2 separate regions of the Homo sapiens genome follow, and region 2 is linked to region 1. Evidence: chromatin contacts called from ENCODE Hi-C or POLR2A ChIA-PET data. All regions are on one chromosome and are shown on one strand. The core of a region is the stretch at or near the end of the contact, and the rest is flanking DNA. Distances in the headings are between cores, read along the strand shown.

What was found. A loop is a pair of places that touch in the nucleus more often than their neighbours do. ChIA-PET counts read pairs that join two places held with the same protein, here RNA polymerase II (POLR2A). Pooled maps may share reads with other maps.
Region 2: a loop to region 1 is called in a map of heart right ventricle, with 5 times the contacts of the local background. The contact joins the promoter of RIN2 here to the enhancer-like site in region 1. A Hi-C loop is called at or near these places in 51 of 168 maps with a recorded cell type or tissue (CD14-positive monocyte, Caco-2, Calu3 and 30 more) and 31 of 50 pooled maps. POLR2A ChIA-PET finds 5 or more read pairs at or near these places in 6 of 52 experiments (AG04449, Caco-2, MCF 10A and 3 more).

Annotation. Positions count from the first base shown.
Region 1 is chr20:19,685,290-19,691,472 of GRCh38, forward strand. SLC24A3 (solute carrier family 24 member 3) reads left to right here. Exons shown (of 17, transcript NM_020689.4): 12 at 1-72. Among named protein-coding and RNA genes, the nearest start is that of RIN2, 70 kb to the right of the region's middle. Within about 2 kb of position 2,948, at least 6 of the 41 ENCODE cell types and tissues checked have a DNase peak (open chromatin) inside an H3K27ac peak, as active enhancers do; they include ascending aorta, gastrocnemius medialis, heart right ventricle and 2 more, where a contact is called at or near this core.
Region 2 is chr20:19,756,997-19,763,179 of GRCh38, forward strand. RIN2 (Ras and Rab interactor 2) reads left to right here and starts at 1,262. Exons shown (of 13, transcript NM_018993.4): 1 at 1,262-1,331. RefSeq lists an enhancer at 1,651-2,225.

The DNA of each region.
Region 1 (6,183 bases), core at 1,698-4,197:
ATGAGAATGATGAGGAGGAAGAGGAGGACGAGGATGATGATGAAGGACCGTACACACCATTCGACACCCCCTGTAAGAGGTTCTATGTCTGGGCTGGGGTTGGGAGCTATTTTGAGCCACTGAGTAGATGCCCTTGACTTAGATTATCTTTTTACCATTCAATTTTTTAAAATCTCTGTATGAACATGAGACTATGTATATCAAGTCTCCTTTGGGCAGGACTTTGTTGTAGAAGTTCAAAGATGGCCAAGATGGGGGTCCATGATCATTGCTTGAAATGTGAGCTCTTTAACCAACTCTGTTTTGTGGAAGTGTTACTGAAATGTCAGGGATTTGTTCTAGGTCCTGCTCATCAGTACACAGAAAGCCAGTCACTGAGACAACGAATATTGCCAGGGAAGAAGGCTTTAATCAGGTGCTGCAGCTGAGGAGATAGGAGATCAGTCTCAAATCCATCTCGCTGACCAACTGCAATTGGGGATTTATATAGCAGGGAAGGAATGTAGCTACCTTCCAGCAAGCAGGAATTAGGGAGAAGTAAGGAAGAGGAATTGCTCCGCAGGAAATAGGCAGTCCATCAGGCATCACGATGAAGGAGAGATCTGACTCCTCATTGTCCAGACACAATGATCTGGTGAGTTTCAGTTCCTTGATGCCATCTGGGAGGCCTAAGGGTCCATTTCCTGAGAAAAGAGCTCAGGGAAGACAAATGTAAGTTTCGCAAGTTTTAAAGCTGAGAGAGAGTCAGTTTTTATATTAATTCAAAAGAAACTATAAGCATCAGTTCTATGGGACAGTTGGGCTGGTTTCAGGGGACGGTCTTATCTTACTTAGCTGTTCTGCAGGAACTTTTGGTATGAAGGAAGAAATGCCCATGACCCGTGTGGGCAAGGCAGCTTGGTGCACAAAAGGAGAGGCACGTCACTCACCTCCACCCATCCCATTGCACCTAGCCGGGAGAGCTGTCCTGCCAAGGCCAGCCTGGTGGATGCCAAGGCCTGAAGAAGCTTTCAGGACCTCAGCCACCAGGGTGGTGTCCTCCTCTCCCAACTGCTGCCTCCAACAAGGACTTGGTTGTTCCAGAAACTGTTTCACCCCACCCCACCCATTATCAGAGCAGGTGGTCCAAGCCCAAAGAATTCAGCCTATTTGCTGGACCTTCCAGAAGCTTCTGGCTGTTTCAGGGAAGAGTACACTAGTTTGATTCACATGGACTGTCAAGTGTGTGAGGCTCAGTATACATGTGCAGCAACCTCTTCGGGATGTTTGAATGTGCAGGATTATCTGAAGAAACGTTTGATTGACTTGAAAGCCCATTTAATGATAGGACATGGTGCCGAGTGTCAGAGTCCTGTGTTAATTTTGGATGCGCAGGGTCTTGCTGTGCTCCAGGGGAGCTCCTTTCTGTCCAGAGGACAGCAAGTAAAACTTGAACCAGAGATGCCCCTGTGCCCACTCAGGGCACCCAAGATCTCAGCCTCTTCAAGAACTTATCAGAAAATATTCATCCAGATTCCTATTCCCCCAGGTCCCTTACCTCCCACCCAAAGCTAAATCATTACTTGTTAGTACATTATCTTCATAGAAAAAATGTACACTCGTTCTTTATCCATTTTGCCACCATCAGATATATTTCTTGGCAACCTTTCCTATCAACCAAGACAAAAACATCTTAAGGATTAAATGGCAAAACACTCCTTTCCTCCCTTGTAAACCCTTCCATTCATTTTCTGTTGCTGCATAACAAAATGCCACATATTTTGCAGCTCAAAACAAGACCCTCTGATTAGCTTACAGTTCTGTAGGTCAGAAGTCCTGCTGGATTCTGTCTCACAGGCCGTAATGAAGGTGTAGCCAGGGCTACATTCCTTTGCAGAGGCTCTGGGAGAAATCATTACCAGGCACCGGTTCATTGCGGCTGTGCAGGTCCTTGATGGCTGTCAGCTGGGGATGTCCCACTGTTCCTAAAAGCCACAGAGCCCCTCCACCTTCACCTGGATGTGTGGAGCTCTTCCCGCCATCATTCCTAATCTCTCTGGCTCCCCTTTTGCTTTTGAGGACTCTTTGCAGCTAGATCAGGCACCTGCACAATCTCTCTACCTAAAGGTCAACTGTGCCATACAACACAGCAGAATCACGAGGCTGATAGCTCATCCCACTCACAGACCCTGAGAATCTTAGGGACCTGTGTCTAGAATTCCACTTACTCAACCCCTGTTTTCAGAGTCCGCCATTAGCTGGCCATAACCAAGCTCCAGTAATGCTTATTTCGCTAAAATCTTTCACTAATTAAACAGTCGAGCCAGTGGAAGTTCTGTAAGTGACCAAGTTCTATGTTAGCATCTTGGGAGCCCAGAATCCCCAAGTGCACCCCTCCAGGGGACAATGAAAGATGTGTGTGTGAGATGAGACCAAGTCTGGCCCAGTGCCTGGGCCTCGTTACTGATTGGGACCAAGCACCCCTTTCAGATCCCTGGTTCCGTATTTCTCTCCTGGATGAGAGCTAACTGTGGGGTTTCAAGGTCTTTGAAACTCGTGCTCGCCACCCTCTGTCTCACTGTGATTAGGTTGCAGATGATGGAGGCCTCAGACCTTCCAGCCACACCTTCTGGGCTCCTGTGTATGAGGAGACATGGCTGCAGGCATCTCACCCCCAACAGATGCTTCACCTGAGGCTCAGGAACCCCACATCCCCTCCTGTGTCCTTCCTGAAGCACAGACAGGAGAGAAGAGACGATACTCTGTGTGGTCGTACCATCCCGTGGGGTCTCCATGTCATTCAAGGGCTCCCAGCTGCCAAGATAGAAAGCAGAATTCCAAGTTCTTCTCTAGCAGCCCTTCTCACCAGGGCTTCCTTAATGAAATGCACGTTCTGATTCAGGAGGTCTAGGGTGAGGCCCGAGTCTGCATTGCTAATCAAGAACCGGCTGCCCCCCATCCTGTGACACTGACGCTGCTGGTCTGTGTGCCACACTTGGAGCACGGAGAGGCTAGAGACCTAGAGGCACTCAGCAATCTTCCCAGTTCTTCTAAGATGCGGGAAAGCCTGATTCAGAGCCCGGGTCTGCCTTTGAAAAGAGTGGGCTCCCCCAGTTACAACTGTCTCTTCCCCTCCACCAGCTGCTAAGGAATCCCAGGCCCAGAATTAGGAACTCCATTTTAAGGCAAGGGGACTGAATGTCCAGCCAGGCCCGCTTCCTGGGGCAGGCAGGCCTCTGCTTATGGGTGAGAAGCCTGTCGGGTGCTTCCGGCCAGCAGAGGGCATTGAGAAGCCAGGGAGTCAGTTCTGGGAGCCCCAGATGGGTTCCTATCAAGTCAAGTTCCTGTGGACTGAAAAAGATCCGTCCACATGATGAGGACATTTTTCTCTCTCATAGTCATTCTGCAAGGCATGAGTACCCTGTTTCTGGCACCCAGCCACAGTGCTTTCTTCTCTCAGGACTTGACTATAATGGGTATGATGATTACCAAGAAAGTAATTATTTAGGAGTATGTGAATACTGTTGTGAGTTCATATATGTACATATATGTACAGTGTGCAATTTAAGATTGATATAACATAGTGTTAACATGCACATGTATACTGTGTACACTTAATATATTGTATGCATGTATAATATATGTGCAGATATTAACATATTTATGTTTATATATGTATATACTATATTATAGGTTATATACACACAATATACACATATACATCTACACTTGGTATATGCACATACATACATATAAACGTGCAGCTATTGTTATCTCTTGGGTGAAGAAAGCCTTATTGTTGACAGACAGCAAAAGAAACCTTTTCATGTGTATGTAGGTAAACACATTTCCATGGGAAAGAAAAACTAGAAGGAAATACACCAAAATATAAGTAGGTTTTTCCAAAGCAAAATTATGTTTTTTCTGTATTTTTTACTTTAAAACAGTGTACATTTTTATTGCCGATATTATCGGAACAAATGTATATGTTTAGGTCTAGGTCTAAAATACTGTGCAATAACTTTTTCTCTCTTTGATAGAATTCAGCTTTCTTCAAAGCTGACTGAGGAACATAATTTAGAAACAAATCCTTTTGCTTGTTAAAGCCAAGTCCAACTCAAAGGGATACTATCATGCTTACGGGCCAGCTCCGGCCCCTGGCTTCAGCTCTCAGTTGCTGGCTGACTTTTGTGAAATCAGGTAATCACCAACACATCAGGTCCATGGTCAGGGAAGTTTTTTCTCTTAATTCATTGCTGTACCCCCAGGACCTGCAGCAGTGCCTGGCACAAAATGGCATAGAGGACATTCACAGATATTTATTAAATGAATGAATGAAGAATAAACCTATCCCCCTTGTTGCTCTATTTTGACCCAATGGTAATAGAGCAGAAGATGGAAAAATGTCCAGAAATGTTGTTGACTCAAAGAGGAAAGGAAACCTTTTTAAACCCTTTATTCAGAAATGGAAATTAAGGGCTGGGCGTGGTGGCTCATGCCTGTAATCCCAGAACTTTGGGATGCAAAGGGAGGATGCGGATCACCTGAGTTCAGGAGTTGGAGACCAGCCTGGCCAACATGGCAAAACCCCATCTCTACTAAAAATACAAAAGTTAGCCAGGCATGGTGGCACACGCCTGTAATCCTAGCTACTCAGGAGGCTGAGGCAGGAGAATCACTTGAACCTGGGAGGCAAAGGTTGCAGTGAGCTGAGATTGCACCACTGCACTCCAGCCTGGACAAAAGAGTGAGACTCTGTCTCAAAAAAAAAAAAAAAAAAAAAGGAAAATTAAGACCAGCTAAAATGTGGGTGATCTTTATTTGACTGCCTTTGTTCCTCAAAATCATTTTTAAAAAACACCTTTATATTTGTTATATTTGCTGCATTACATTTAAATATATGATTCAGATAATGCTCATTGAATTTCTGCTTTTAAGGTTCTGTTGTTACAAAGGGGCAATAACTTAAAGAAAGCATATATGTCATTGAAAATGATGTTTTCCAGATATAATGCCCTCCCAGTGTCCAGTCAGAAATTTTTAAAGCAGTTGATAAAAACTCAAAATTCACTGGCACTAACTTACACTTCTTACAACTTTGTCTAATCAATATCATTTTCCAAGCTCTTGCACTCGTAAATTCTGACTTCATTTTTTTCTTCCCTCTTTTTTTTTATTTTCTGAAGAATGTGAAAGAGCCAAGTTGGGATCATTTCTCTTCCTCTTCCTGTGTTTCTTCGTAATCTTTGATTGGGTGTGTATTTTAAACTAAACCGAGTTACTCTGTCCGTTTGAGGGCATCAGCCATATGGAAGGCCGTTGAGGGGATTCTAGGAGGTTCCACATGGGTAAATGCCTTATCAGCACATTGCGGGATTTAGGAATGTGCCAAATTCCAGGATGCATTTGGGATCCAAAGAGCTGGCCATATCCTGGATTCTGCAGCATCTGGAAGCCCCTCTCCAAACAACTCTCAGCCAGGCTTCTTGATTTACAAAGCAAGCACAGTCTCTATGTTCTCATCATTCACTTGACCATCTCCAAAGCTTAAATCTAACAAGACTCATAGCAGCTAATAGGAAAACACTTCTCTTTTCTTACTATTTTTTTTGTTTGTTTGCTTTACTCTGTACTTGTAAATTGGATAGCCTTAGATTCTCAAAACCAAGTAATTTTCTTTGGTCTGTCTGATTAGATTGTTCATAATAACATTATTACTACTACTGTTACTGATATTTACTGAAAATGCAATATAAGCCCTGCACTATCCCTGCCTTTCAATCAGGTGCTAAACAAGTGAGAAGACCCCTGTTCTCATAGACTTTATTCTAATTTGAGGGAGACTGAAAATAAATTAAGAAACAACCCTGATGGTTTAAGACAGGAAATATTCGCATGAAACAAATAAAAATATTTGCTATGAAACAAATAGAAAAGCTGGAGTGAGATGATGAGAGTTATATTTAGATTTATCTGAGGGCTCAGTGACATTCGAGCAGTGAAGTGGCCTGCGTGACAGGGCAGATTCTGCCATGAGAAGATCCAGGCAGAAGACCTGCGAGGGCAAAGTCCTTGAGGCAGGAAAAGGCTTGGAGTGTCTGAGGACAGAAAGTTAGCCAAGACCAGGGAGTATGTGAGCAGGGAGAGTGGCAGGTGCGGCAAAATCAGGCAGTGCCTTACAGACCATGGTGGGGAGACCTGATT
Region 2 (6,183 bases), core at 12-2,511, 70 kb after region 1:
TTAGAACTGCGCCTGGCACCAGCAGGTGTTCAATTATTTATTTAATGGGTGACTTGGAGCAGAAACCGAAGTGCAGTGGACTGTTTTCCTGGGATCTGAGCTGATGATAAATGATAAATAAGTCTTGGGATTTTAGAAGGCAGGAATCACGAAAACCAACACCAATGAAATCCAAGTCTCCTCTGCTACTATCTGAAGTGGAACAGAACAGAAATAAGGTCTGTTTTCTTTCCGCTTCGCTGTTCTGTTTCTGTCCAAAACAACCGTCTCTCTGACACCTTCGAGGTGTCCCTTTGTCTCTTTGAGGTTCCCTCCGTGACACTGGCTACTTTGTAACTCTAACACTGTCAGCAATTAATTCCCAAAGGTGAGGTCCCCGTGGGAAGTGGGAAAACCCAGCGAATCACCAGGGACCCGCCTGATTCCGAAAAGGCTGGATGCTGGCTGGGAACCGGCCCCGCAGCTCCGGCGTCCCCGCCTGCCTGCGCGGCCTTCAGCTGGGGTTACGGAGGGCTCCCAGCGCCGATCCAAACCGCGTTCCAGGCGGGGTGGGCGGGCCCCTGGCCAGCGAGGCCGAAGCAAAACAACCCGCCCAGGCGTCCAGAGCGTATCCAACCCTGGAGAACCTGCCCCGGAACCAAGAGCCGCAGCCAGCTCAGGCCTCTCGAGTGGGGCCTTTCCAGCCCCTGCAACAGATCCCGGGATCTGTAGTTGGGCGGAGGGGCTCGTTATGGGAAAGGGGTGCGTGCGCGTTTGTGCTAAAACAAGAAAGGCAAGAATCTCCGAGAACAAAACTCTGGTCCTCGCCTGGCCGGGGACCGCAGAAGACAGGGGCGGCAGCGCCAAGGCGGGTCAGGGGCCGGTCCAGCCAAGTTTGCTCCGGCTTAGATAAACTTTCTGATGGCAGTTTTTCCTGGTTGCAGCCTGGGTTCCTTGTAACAGGGTAAGCGTAGCGGGTGGTTGTCAAGAGGGGCGGAGGCTGGCGGTTACAGGGAATGGAGGGATGGGCCGGACCTGGGGTCGCGCAGGCGCCTTGGTCGCTGCCTCCGATCCGATCACCCCCGCCCCATCTCCTCTGCGAGCTCAGGAAGGTGGCTGGGGGAGGGGGATGGCTCCCTACTGCCGAGGGACGGCCCGAGGCAAACACAAAGCCCTTCCCTCCCCTCCTCCTCTTTCCTCTCCTCTCCCCTCCCCTCCCCTCCTTTCTCCCCCTTCCTCCTCTTCCTCCTCCTCCTCTTGCTCCTCCCGGGCGGGGAAACCCAGCCCCGCGCTCGTCTTTGGGGCCACCGGTCGCCCCCGCCTCCGGGACCTGCGGGGAGGGCCCGCGAGAGGTAAGGGGCGGTGGCAGCGGAGACCCCACCCCCTGTGCCCGCACCTAGAGAGCCCGGAGAGGCTCCGGGCACGGGCGGGGCTCTCTGGGGTTCCAGACGTGGGTGCTGCTGTGCGCACTCTCTCCCTACTCCGGAGGGGACTTGAGGAAGACAGCCAGAGCGCGTCCTCGGGGATCGTGGGGAACGGAAGGGGGAAGGGGGATCAGGGAGTGGGGACAAGGGGCAGAGTGACATTCCGGAGCGCGAGGTGGCCGCTGGTCCCGGCAGGGTCACCGGGTGTCCTCAGCTGACCTGTGCGGGGCTGGGGTGAGGGACAGCTGGAGGGTGCAGGCACTATGGCTCGAGGTGCGGAGGTGCGGGTGTGCGTGCGTGTGCACCGGACGGAGTTTGGTAGGGACCTTTGAGGAGTTCTACCTGCAGGGCTGCCTGTGGGGTGTCAAGTGCTCCCTGCGCCTGAGCGCGCGGGTCAGACCCGGTGTCGCACAGCTTTGATCCCCAGCGCGGACCCCACTGGTGAGTCCAGCCAGTGTGCAGGGCAGATGCTCCGACCGGAGATTTCCTCCCCCGGGTGGAAAAGCAGGAGGGTTGTTGTGTCCGGGCAGGGGGCACTTGGGCTGTCGCGGTGATTGATGGCTGCGCAGCGGGCGGAGGAGGAGCCCCGGATTCCTGCCGGGAAGGGACGGGGCCACTTTCCCACTTTGAGGCCTCCCCGCCCCCTTCTGGGCTTGGCCTCCACCCTTGGCCTGGGCTCCCACCAGCTCGGCGTCCACCCACCGGCGGTGGCGCGCCCCTCGACCGCGCGGGGACAGCAGGATTTGCAGAAGTTCAGCTTGAAAGCCTATGATATGTTGCCAAGAAATACAGGGCAAGATCGGTCCCCTGGGCCCTGAGAGGCGCCTGTCTTCTCAGAGCTCTTAAATCCCTGGGGCTTTCCTAATTCCGCAGTGTAGCGGCACTTCCTTGCGCGGTTTTGGGCACATTGGGGTTTCTTAGGAACACGCTGTCATCGGTAAGGAAACATCAGAGTACTCTTCGACCAAAAGGACTGTAAATACTGAAGCAAAAAGAAACACTTGCTGGGAGTGCAAAGGGCTTACTGGGAAAAAAGAAACACACAGGGCAGCACTCCATCATTAAGATAAATAGTATTTTAATACAATCTTTTTAACAAAACCAAATTGAATGTAAAAAATTCATGATAAGCAAAAATCAACATTTTAAATACAGGTGGGTGTTGTTAGAACCCTGCTTCATAGGCCGGGTGCAGTGGCTTATGCCTGTAATCCCAGCACTTAGGGAGGCCAAGGCAGGCAGATCACTTGAGGTCAGGAGTTCAAGACCAGCCTGGCCAACAGGGTGAAACCCCATCTCTACTAAAAATACAAAAATTAGCTGGGCCTGAAGGCATGTGCCTGTGGTCCCAGCTACTCGGGAGGCTGAGGTGGGAGAATCACTTGAACCTGGGGGCAGAGGTTGCAGTAAGCCGACATTGTGCCACTCCACTCAGCCTGGGTGACAGAGTGAAACTCTGTCTAAAAAAAAAGAACCCTGCTTCATTGTTCAATGGGAACAGTCATATCCAGTCTCCCTCCCCCACCTCCCCATTTGTTTGTTCCCTTGCCTGGTGGTTTGAGAGTTGACAGTGGCATGCAACAGATTGAGCAACTCTGGCTTCAGATGTAGTCACGTTCACTGAATGCAGAGCTTTTATTAACTTTTTACCTAATTCAAATGTAGGAGGATATTGTCATAAGTGGATATAGAGGTGCTAATTTTCCTTTTTGCCTCAGGTTCCAATATTGCCTCTGGAATACTCATGCACTCCCGTGCTTTGGCACCTCCAGAGAGAGCATCACAGGCTAGGGATGGGTAGGGTCCCGGGACAGTGAAGGGCCCTTGCTTTTGGAACTTGGGAAGAAGGCTGTTGACAGGAGCTTTTGGGTTTGGAGACTTGCTCTCAGTAGTTGGAGGCTGGAGACACGGGGAAAACCAACCTGCTATCAAGACCTTTGTCTGGAAACATTCTCCTGCAGACAGTTCATCAGAGCAGAGGAGGAAACTGAAATAGCCCACACTTGACCTCTAGTGTAGGGCAGGTGGGAGGGAGCTTGACTCCCAGGATGGCTATGGCGTGTGCTTATTTAAAGATAACTTCGCAGCAGCACTCTTATCCCCACCCAAGGTGTCCTGCCATACACCTTATCCAAAGTCAAGGGTCACTACCCACTTCAGGACTTCCACTTTCCAGAAAGAACCTCCTTGCTTAGCTAAACCCTCTTCCTCTGCTTGGAGGACACAGATGAATCAGGTATCACAGATGAAACACAGGGTATGCTACCCTGAGAGGTCCATGCTCGTGTGACCCATTAATGGGAGGCCCATTCTTCACATACTCTCTGTATTATAGTGCTTTGACCTTGTGCCCAATTCCCCTTGTATATCCAACCTACCTAATGAACCTTCAAGAATCCTAATAGTTTCAGCAAGAAAGATTTCCCCGACCCTGTCCTCCTTTCCCCAGTAAGACACCCCCTCACTGCCACCAGAATTCCTTGTGTGTGTGTATGTGTATGTATCTCTTAAAGCAATACAGTGGACCTCACTTGCCCACTGTCTGTAAGCTTCCCAGGGTCCAAAACCAGGCCATAGCCCTTAAGACCTACCACTCAAGGAGGGGGTGTTGAATGAATGAATGAACAAAAGTGTCCCTTTGTCAAGGCATTTTGAGAAGTTGCACAGCAAGAAGTATACCCTCAGGACTGTAATGCCTCTGAAGAAAGCAGGTAACATTTTTGTAGCACATTATAAAATGGATTTACAAATAGTATCTCAGTCGTTTCTCACAACAGTAGTATTCATTGCATTTTGTAGGTGAGGAAATGAAAGCCTAAAATTAGTCTGTCATTCTGCCGCAGCACAGTGGACTTGCTAAAGGCGAACCTGCCCAGAGGCACACTCCATGCAGTGTATGTACAGAGCAGGATTCACCGAGTTGTGTTTTAGGATGCAGTTTTGCTAAACAATCACTAATGAGTTACAGTGATAAAATATGTTAGGGAAATGCTAATGTTGTCTGTTTTTTTATGGCAGGACTTTAAGGAGTCTTTATTGTTATACCATACATTGGGACTCTTTAGAATGACACCATAGTATGGGATGCTTGCCAACTTTATTTGGCCACAGAACACTCTTTCTCATGAAGTATCTTCTGGATCCAGTGTTCCAAGGAATTCACCTAGGGAATTGTTTAGTTCTCCCAAAATCTTATAATGTCTAGGCCAACTTCCAAGGAATGTTGATTCCATCTAATATGTGGTATTTTGGATAGTAAAAATGTATATTCTGGACACTAGAAAAGCATAATAATCCACCCTTGTCAATTTAGAGTGGATTGTTGATCTGTGTATCCAATTAACTCAAGTAGCTTCCATGCATCCGATTAATATGAATAGGTTCTTTGGGTTTGATCAGATATGATCTGAGGGAACCCCAGCCTCTGGAGAGCACTGCCTTTTTGCTGCCCAGAAGCCTTCAGATTTCAACCAGCCTTTCCAACTCTGAGAATCCCCTCAAACGCAGCTCTGTAGATGGGGTGGCAACTTCAGGGTTCTTGTCCTGAGATCACTATTTCATCTTGGCTAGTTACATCCATTGAGTGAGAAAGTACACCTGCTCAGTGAATTTTCTGTTCTCTCATTCCTCTCTCCTTGGGTGCTGGCCAAGTGAATTCTCTAGGGTGTCTAAGTGTGTGTGGACATTTGCTTATGAAAAGTAAGTAAATGTCACTCTCTGGGTGTCTCAGACCTGGAACAGAAGCCTGCTAACAGCAATCCCTCCTCATAGGAGCTGCAGCCCCCGTTCACAAGCAACCATTGTTTGAAATCAGGTATTTTTAAATCAGAGTTTGCCTTCAATCTACTGTTAGAGCACCTTCCACAGACCAGTAACCTCAGCTATTGAGGCTTTATTGCAATTAAGGAGACAAAGTGAGGAAGTTGGAGTTAGAATTTCAGGGACTCAAAGGAGAATTGTGGGCTAGTGGAGGAGCCTTCGGAAAGTGATCAAAGAGGCACAGCTGTGCAAATTTAACATTCATCTGCAGACATTTCTAGGTCTCCAATGCTGAGCAAATATATCTCAAGATTTGTTTCGTAGATTTTTCGAAAGCACAAAAAGTAACAATTCTCATTTAGAGATATGTATTAAACAGGGTGGTGTCACAGAAGTCAAGGGAAGGAGTGTTTTGAGAAAAATGGACCTATCAGATGGGGCGGGATGGGGAGTGACAAGGGGAGTTGAAGAAGATGACTAGAAGGCTGATGGGTCATTAGCCAAGCCGTGGAGTTCAAGTGTGTGTGTGAGCATGCACATGTCATCGTGCTGTGCGAACAAGGGAGAAGGTAGGGAAGAAACACTGAATGTGATTTATTTTATTTATTTATTTATTTATTTAGAGATAGAGTTTCGCTCTTGTTGCCCAGGCTGGAGTGCAGTGGTGCGATCTCGGCTCACTACAACCTCCACCTCCCGGAGTCAAGCGATTCTCCTGCCTCAGCCTCCTGAATAGCTGGGATTACAGGTGCCCGCCACCACACCTGGCTAATTTTTTGTATTTTTAGTAGAGATGGGGTTTCATGATGTTGGCCAGGCTGGTCTCGAACTCCTGACCTCGGGTAATCCACCCACCTTGGCCTCCCAAAATGCAGCAATTACAGGCGTGTGCCACCATGCACAGGCCTAAATGTGATTTTTAACCTGTTGAGTTTAAAAGTCCTGGCCAGGTGCAGTGGCTCATGCCTGTAATCCTAGCACTATGGGAGGCTGAGGTGGGCAGATCACTTGAGGTTAGGAG